2 separate regions of the Homo sapiens genome follow, and region 2 is linked to region 1. A link is a loop called in an ENCODE intact Hi-C map of the cell type or tissue named here. Cell type or tissue: endothelial cell of umbilical vein. All regions are shown on one strand. Links, peaks and the distances in the headings refer to the core of each region. The heading gives the core; the rest is flanking DNA. Region 1 overlaps CDC42BPA (CDC42 binding protein kinase alpha). Region 2 has its middle 36 kb from the start of LINC01641.

What was found. Peaks named below come from ENCODE experiments on the same cell type or tissue, not always from the same donor. Only the 100,000 strongest peaks of a DNase experiment are listed, where the experiment ranks them.
Region 2: a loop joins it to region 1, with 4 times the contacts of the local background. A loop is called at or near these places in 1 of 110 quality-filtered maps.

The regions. Positions count from the first base shown.
Region 1 is chr1:227,133,079-227,137,471 of GRCh38, reverse strand. All of the region lies in intron 10 of CDC42BPA (CDC42 binding protein kinase alpha), which reads left to right. Among named protein-coding and RNA genes, the nearest start is that of CDC42BPA, 180 kb to the left of the region's middle. In endothelial cell of umbilical vein, for the core only: no CTCF peak of the experiment used is centred there; DNase peaks (open chromatin) are centred at 931 and 2,431; H3K27ac peaks cover 2,662 bases.
Region 2 is chr1:227,355,069-227,359,461 of GRCh38, reverse strand. No RefSeq gene overlaps it. Among named protein-coding and RNA genes, the nearest start is that of LINC01641, 36 kb to the left of the region's middle. RefSeq lists enhancers at 2,123-2,806, 2,807-3,492. In endothelial cell of umbilical vein, for the core only: no CTCF peak of the experiment used is centred there; DNase peaks (open chromatin) are centred at 1,861 and 2,681; H3K27ac peaks cover 2,946 bases.

The sequences.
Region 1 (4,393 bases), core at 111-4,110:
TTCAGCTTTAGAAGATATTTTCAAAGAGTTTTCTAAAGTGACTATACCAATATATAGTTCTACTAATAATGTATGAGTTCTACTGTCTTCAACTCCTCACCAGAACTTATCGTCCGCGTTTTTCACTTGTAGCCATTCTGGTAGAAGTATAGTGATGTTCTGCCATGATTTTAATTTGCATTTCCCTGATGAATAATGAGGTTGAATATCTTTTCATGTATTTACTATCCATTTGGATATCTAGTCTTGTGAAGTTTTGGTTCGAGGTTCTTGCCCATTTTTCTATTAGGTCTTTATATATCTTTTTCTTAATAATTTGTATGTTACTACTTCACAAACAACGTAGAAACCTTTAGACAACTCCTTGTATGACTGTTGTTACATAGTTTACTTTAATCTGTGTTATAAATCTTTTAATACACTTTTACTCCATTGTTGCTTTATGTTTTCTTTACTCATTAATTTTAAGTATCTTTTTATTTACCCATATATTTACCCGTTTGGTGCTTTTTATTTCTCCCTAGTGATCCATGTTTCTATCTGGAATCATTTTTCTTTAGCCTAAAAAACTTCCTTTATTGTTTTCTTGTAATGTGAATGTGTTGTGACAAATTCTTGATAGGATTTTGTTGATCTGAAAATGTCTTTATTTTTACCTTCATTTTTGAAGAATACTTGTGCTGGGTTAGAATTCTAGCTTGGCAGCTTTTTCTTTCAGAGCTCTACTGTATTATTTCATTGTTTTCTATAATAACTTCCATAATATTTCTTGAGAAGCCAGCTGTTAATCTTAAGCTCTTGAATGTAATGTGTATGTTTTCCCTTCTGGCTGCTTTCAGTATTATGTCCTTAACTTCAATTTCAAATAGTTGGACTGTGATTCACGTACGTGTCGCTTTCTTTATGTGAACAGAAAATCCTGGTTGAGATTCATTGAGCTTTTGCAATTTTCTTTGATGTCTTTTATCAGTTTTGCAAAATTCTAAGCCATAATCTCTGTAGATATTATTTTGCCTCATGCACTTTCTCCTCTCCTTCTGGGACTGTAATTGTGTATATGTTAGATGGTATCTCACATTTCCTTTATGCTCTGTTCTGTTCCTTCCGTTCTTTCTGTTTTTTGTGTGCTTCATTAAGATATTTTCTATTGATCTGCCTTCAGGTTCACTAGTTCTGGCTTCTGCTTTATCCATTTTGCTGTTAAGTCCATCTAATTAGTCTTAATTTCAGATATTGTCTTTTTTAGTTAAGGATTATTCATTTGATTCTCTCAGTTTCAGTTTTCTGTTGAAATTTCCCCATATTTTTATGTATTTTTTTCTCTGTTTTCTTTAACATTTTAATATTTTGAGGTCCTTATCTGTTACTTTCAACAACTGAATCTTCTGCGAGCCTGCCTTTCTGTTTTTTTCTTTCATTTGTCATGCTTTTCTGCTTTTCCAAATGTCTCATGTGAAAGATGTCATGAATAAAAATAACACAGAGAAGGAAGTTTATATTATTTTTGCCCCAGAGAGGTTTCTCCCTTTTCATTCCATCAAGAATTGAGCTTGGACAAGACTAAATTGCTTTTTTTTTTTTTTTTTTTTTTTTTTTTTTTTTTTTTTTTTTTTTTTGGGAGACAGAGTCTCGCTCTGTCGCCCAGGCTGGAGTGCAGTGGTGTGATCTCGGTTCACTGCAACCTCCGCCTCCCAGGTTCAAGCAATTCTCCTGCCTCAGCCTCCTGAGTAACTGGGACTACAGGCACGTGCCACCATGCCTGGCTAATTTTTTGTATTTTTAGTAGAGACAAGGTTTCACCATGTAAGCCAGGATAGTCTCGATCTCCTGACCTCGTGATCCGCCCGTCTCAGCCTCCCTAAGTGCTGGGATTACAGGCAAGAGCCACTGTGCCTGCCCCTAAATTGCATTTTTAATTAGACTCAACCCTACCTTTGATTTCAAATGCCCAGAATCGGGAGCTGGATAGAGCCTAGTTGGGCCTCTTTCTCCTTCACTTCCTAAACTATGGGAGATTTATTCTGTTCTTCAGCCTTCTGCCCTATACCATTTCCAAATTTGGTGTCTTGATGAAGAGACTGGCCATGTATTTGAAGCAGATTCTCTTCCTCAAGCAGCTCTTTGTCTCTGAAATAATTCTGTACTATCGGAGATTTCTGTCTGACTTTTCAAAGCTCCCTAACTTCCCATGCAGCCCCCAAGTACATCAATTAAAATATACCATGGGAATAAAAGCACCATATGCTTAGGGACTTTGAGATTTCCAAATTGTTGCACCATCCCCACACATCCTCCAGAAGCTTCAGTGGTTTTTCTTTCCAGCATGTTATCTCTCAATTTAAAGGCCAGGCTTGACCTAAGTACACTCACAGAAATGGATAAGGCTTCCAGGTAAGAAGCAGTTGTAATAGCCTCTTCACCTCAGAATGCCTCACTTCCCTGGCTCACTTTCCCAACTCCAACTGAAAAAGCAAAGAGAACTAAGTAAAATAAACCAAAGATGTTTTTAAAAATAAGATTTTCTCAAATTATGTATTGAATTTTTACTTTCTACGGCAGGAGAAACAAAGCAGTGACCTGTTGCTTCCTAGTCCATCCCCTTATGACTAAGAATTTCCTATGTTTTGGGTTTTTTTTAAATGTTTTGAATTCTTTAATTTGTTCTTGGTATTTTTACATGTGTAGTATCGTTTGCACAGAGCAAAGTGAACAAAAATGTAAGATCATTGCCTTTTGGTATGAATACTTGTTTCATAGCAGTGACATAGATTAACATTTAAACTGATTCATTCATTTATTAGCTGTTTATTGAGTATCAAACAGCCCAGGAGCTGTACTGCCCATGACCAGGAATGTAATAAAAAGCAGATAAAGGCAAAAATACCTCCCCTTGTTATGTTTGCATTCTGTTTTGAGGAGACAGACAATAAATCACATACAAAGTAGGGTCATCCACTGAGAGTTAGGAAGGTAGAGGAGATATTAGATATTTGACAAGAAAAAGAGAAAATGTGAAATGGTCAGTATGGAGACGAAAAGAGTAAATGAGCTAGGGAAATAGTTTAGGATCGCCAGATATTTCCAAGTTATTTAAGTTCAGTAATCATGAGTTTTAAATGACTGTGTATTTTTTTCAGCCATTTTCAGCTACTTGGGTAAAATCATACAGTAGGAGGAGAGTAGAAATTATCCAAGATAGAGGGCCTTCTAGAATAAGTACAATGGAGGAGAGAAGGGTAAAGAAATTGAAGGTATTTGCAAAACAGTGATGGACCAAAGAATCTAACCAGGGTAAGTAAGAAAGTAAAGAGGAAAAAAATGGAAAATGTTAGGAACACATTGATTGGCATTTCTGGTTGGAATGAAAAATTGTTGAAGTGGTCCCTAGAGTAGTAAGCTGTACAGATGAGAGAGATGATTTTGGAGGCCATGCAGTTATTGATAATGACAAAGTGTATAGTTGAATTTCTTTTTTATTTATTTATTTATTTATTTATTCATTTATTTTTTTATTGATCATTCTTGGGTGTTTCTCGCAGAGGGGGATTGGGCAGGGTCATAGGACAATAGTGGAGGGAATGTCAGCAGATAAACAAGTGAACAAAGGTCTCTGGTTTTCCTAGGCAGAGGACCCTGCGGCCTTCCGCAGTGTTTGTGTCCCTGGGTACTTAAGATTAGGGAGTGGTGATGACTCTCAACGAGCATGCTGCCTTCAAGCATCTGTTTAACAAAGCACATCTTGCACCGCCCTTAATCCATTTAACCCTGAGTGGACACAGCACATGTTTCAGAGAGCACAGGGTTGGGGGTAAGGTCACAGATCAATAGGATCCCAAGGCAGAAGAATTTTTCTTAGTACAGAACAAAATGAAAAGTCTCCCATGTCTACTTCTCTCTGCACAGACACGGCAACCATCCGATTTCTCAATCTTTTCCCCACCCTTCCCCCCTTTCTATTCCACAAAACCGCCATTGTCATCATGGCCCGTTCTCAATGAGCTGTTGGGTACACCTCCCAGATGGGGTCGTGGCCGGGCAGAGGGGCTCCTCACTTCCCAGTAGGGGCGGCCGGGCAGAAGCGCCCCTCACCTCCCGGATGGGGCAGCTGGCCAGGCGGGGGGCTGTCCGCCCCCACCTCCTCCCGGACTGGGCGGCTGGCCGGGCAGAGGGGCTCCTCACTTCCCAGTAGGGGCGGCCGGGCAGAGGCGCCCCTCACCTCCCAGACGGGGCAGCTGGCCGGGCGGGGGGCTGACCCCCCCACCTCCCTCCCAGACGGGGCAGCCGGCCAGGCAGAGGGGTTCCTCAGTTCCCAGTAGGGGTGGCCGGGCAGAGGTGCCCCTCGCCTCCCGGACAGGGCGGCTGGCCGGGCGGGGGGCTGACCCCCCCACCTCCC
Region 2 (4,393 bases), core at 117-4,116, 220 kb before region 1:
GCCCAAAGTGTGAAGATTTTGAATCCCATTGTTAATGCCCATAAGTGAGCATCCCCCATGGAAGAAGCACTGAAGAACTAAGTAGACAGGATGACTTAACTGGTCATCTACTAAAGGATGACCAGCCAGACCCTGTCACGCTCTAGTGCTGGCACAATGGGCACATGAACCAAGCAGCCCTGATGGCAAGGATGGAGGCTGTACATGGGCTCACAGCAGGGACTCCCACTCAGCAAGGCTGATCCTGCTACTGCAACTGCCCAATGTCCAACCTGCCAGCAACACAAACTAACCCTGTGTACCAGCCGACCAATTAACCATTTGGTATTAATTACATTGGATCCTTTCTACACTGGAAGGGGCAGTAGTTAATCTCGATAAAAATGGATACATATGGATGTAGGTTTGCTTTTCCTACCCACAGTGTGTCAGCCAGCACCACCTTCTGAATAATTACAGTTTTTATCCAGAAATATGGAATGCCGTGTGACATTCTATTAATTCAAGGAGCCCACTTTACAGCAAAGGAGAGTAAAAGTAGACACGTGGTGGGGAGATCAACTGGTTCTACCACCCAGACCCTGCCAGCCTGCTGAGGGGATAAAATGGTCTTTGTAAGGGAGCCACAGAAGCTTACGCTTGGAGATGCCAACCTAAGAAGTTGGGGCATCATTTTCCAGATTGCAGGACATGTCCTAAATCAGCTACCACTCTATGGTGTTGCATCCCCATTGGGAAGAATACTTGGGTCTAGGAAACAGGGTGAAAATAGAAGTGGCTGTGCTTATCATCACTGTCAGTGACTATTAGGAATGTGTGATTTCTGTCCTTGCAGCTTTGTACTCTGTGGGTTTACAGGTTTTATATTCTAAAGGAAAACACACTAGGGGACACAGCAGTAGTCCCATTAACTTAATTTTTTTTTGAGACAAAGTTTCCCTCTTTTGCCCAGGATGGAGTGCAGTGGTACAATCTGGGCTCACTGCAACCTCTACCTCCCAAGTTCAAGCGATTCTCCTGCCTCAGCCTCCCAGGTAGCTGGGATTACAGGTGCGCACCACCATGCCCAGCTAATTTTTTGTGTTTTTAGTTGAGATGGGGTTTCACCAAGTTGGCCAGGCTGGTCTCGAGCTCCTAACCTCAAGTGATCTGCCTGCCTCGGCCTCCCAAAGTGCTGAGATAACAAGCGTGACCCACTGCGCCCGGCCAGTCCCATTAAATTTTATAGCTACTGCCTAATTACTTTAGGTTTCTTGTTATAAGAGACAAGAAAAAAGGAGTCACCATTCTGGGAATGTGTCATATTGGGGATTCAGCAGGGGTCATTGACTCTGATCACTAAGAGGAAGTAAAACTGCTGATATACAATAGTGCCAGGAAAGGTATATAATATTTGGCACCCGGGACATCTCCAGGAGAATCTCCTTGTACTCCCTTTACCAATTTTGATGGCAAATTGCCAAGTGCCATGGTTGCAGCCTGAGAAGGACGTGACAACCAGGGTCTCAGACCCATCAAAGATGAGGGTCTAGGTCACCCCAGCAGCTAAGCCACCGAAACCAACAGAGATGATAGCCAAGGGTGAAGGGACTCTAGAACGGGTAGAAGAGTGAGATAATCAGCTGGCCTCTCAGGATCCATTGCTGTAGTGACAGAGCTGTGGTTTTTCCTGCCAATCCTCTCCTTAAATTTCCCAGAAAAAGAACCAGTCAGAATCTTGGAGGAACTATTTGCAAAGACTAATTTACAAAAAAAAAAAAAAATCCAAGCAGCGGAAAAGGGTGGACTGTAGTTAATACTATGCACTGCCCAGAACTTCCCTGCAGGACTGAGATACCATTTCCCCAGCTGTCGGAAGTGTTGGCCGAAGGGCTTTCAGCTGAGTCACTCTCCAGGAAATGTTCTCAGTCCCTCGCCCAAGGACATTCCCTGCCTGGGGTCAGTCTCCAGCCACTGACTGAGGGAGGCAGTATAAAGGCCCATCCCCCTTTGCACCAAGGTGGGACAAGATGGGCTATCCAGAGCTCCCCTCTGACTGCAGCCTGGCTTTGTTCCAGCTGCTCCCCAGTTCAGCTCTTCCCTCTTTTCAATCCTATCTCCTTCCATGCCCATTAGTGCTGACTCATAAGACACACCCCAGTAAACCTCCAGCAGGCAAATCTGTCTCAGAGTCTGTCTCAGGGGACCTGACCTAAGAAAACGTTATCAATTTACTGTAATTTATAAGTTAAATAATGTAAGACACAACATAAGGAAAGAGTCATCTGATAATTCACAAAGGAAATTGCAGAGGAACTGGATGAATAGTGCTATTAGATAATAAGAGTGTTGTTGGGTTAATCTTTACAGATAGAGGAAGATTCCCTGTTGAGACTGTGTCCAGAGGCGAATCAGAATGACGGATAAATGAAATAGAAGGTTTGGGCAAAGAGAATAATATCAGGCAATGTTCTGTGAGAGGCAACTTATCAGACACATCTTGTACGGCATCTTCCATCCGCTCAGCTCACCTTTTTACTCTAGCCATTGATGTGGCTGGTGTCAGTGGGGACAGGTGGGGCTAGCTTACAGCAGTATCCTAATCACTAAGAACTTCACCAGCAATGAAGTGCAGGTGAGGCCGGCAGCAGCTTACCTCAGCTGTATCACATTTTTCTCCACTGATCTCACTTCCTGCCCTATTGGCTGGCTATAGGAACTGTTCAGCCACTGTCACACAGTGGCTGTGCAAACCTGGCAGGGAGTTTCATTTCCTGGGGCAACGCTTGACCAGTGGGAGATGGTCACAATTTACATGACCATAGAGCGTTCCCAGAGGGATGGAGCCCCAGTTGCACATGATAATGGCCAGCTTAATAGCAGGCCCTTGGATTGCTTTCTCTCCTGTTTTACTCTTCTACTCCCTCATTCCTATTCTTCTGGATCACTTCCCAAAATAAATTACTTGCATACAAACCCTTATCATGGAATCTTTTTTTTTTTTTTTTGAGATGGAGTCCTGCTCTGTCGCCCAGGCTGGAGTGCAGTGGCACAATCTCAGCTCACTGCAACCTCCACCTCCTGGGTTCAAGTGATTCTTTTGCCTCAGCCTCCCGAGTAGCTGGGATTACAGGCACACACCACCATGCCTGGCTAATTTTTGTGTATTTTTAGTAAAGACAGGGTTTCGCCCTGTTGGCCAGGCTGGTCTCGAACACCTGACCTCAGGTGATCCACCCGCCTCGGCCTCCCAAAGTGCTAGGATTACAGGTGTGAGCCACCGCACCCAGCCATGGAATCTACTTGTTAAGGAAACTCAGGCTAAGACAGTTGTACCGAAGTGACCCTAAAAAGGAAACTTTCAGGGTCCTTTAACAGTCCTTATCACAGATAAGAACCCGTGACTGGTGTTAAGTGGTTAATTACTACCGGTTTACAGCAGCATCCTAATCCCTAAGAATTCACCCAGTGATGGACGAAGGTGAGACGCCGGTGAATGCTGAAGCGTTGTATTATGTCATAGTAATGGTCCTTGAACAGCCTGGTAACAATGTGTATTATATGAATGTGGAGTTGGCTGGGTCTTGTTAACAGAATTAGAAACCTTGAAAAAGAAAATGATAGGCTCAGGTTAGTCAACTATCAACTCAAGGCATGCTGTCTTAAGACATGCCTTCATGGAGGCATTTTAAAGGGCTCTTGTCTTCTGTAACTGGGGCCCAGGACAGCAGTGCTACAACGGATAATGATTGCACAACTTTGATGGGTCTCCCAGGGTTACACTCTGGGACATAGAAAGGGGGCATTGGAGTGGATGAACCAGAGAATCTTGAGGCCCCGGGCCCTCCTGAACTGTCGAGGTTAGCAGAAGTAGCTCACTATCTCACACTGGCGGAGAGGAGCCTCTCCTCTCCAAAAGACCCTTCAAAAACCTCGCCTGAGGCTGTTGCCTCACAAAATGGTGAGTGTCCTTTTTAGGACCCATGCCTGGCTCCCTTCATTGCCTCAAGAGCTGGCTAATATGAACCGGCAGGAAATGAGAAGGTGTACAGACAGGTGGATCTTGAGGGAGGTGGGCTAGAGAGGGTAGCATCTAAGGCTGGGTAGGTGAGAGTTCATTGATATAAGAGCATCCTCCTACGATGAGGAGTTTCACATACTAGCAAGGACATCTGAGCCAGTCCCAGGATGTGCTGGGATTGCTCCCTAAAAATTGAACATGATGGTGACCTGCAGTAAGGCCAGAGGTACTCCAGCTGTCTTGCGGAGTTCTGAGGAAGAGGTTAGAAAGCTTGGGGAGATGGAAATATAGGAATGGATTTATTATGTGATACAGAGAACCTGTTCCCTAAGCATGTGGTCTAAGGAATATCCCTTCCATGGAAGCAATAAGGATGAGCTGCTGAGAGGGGTG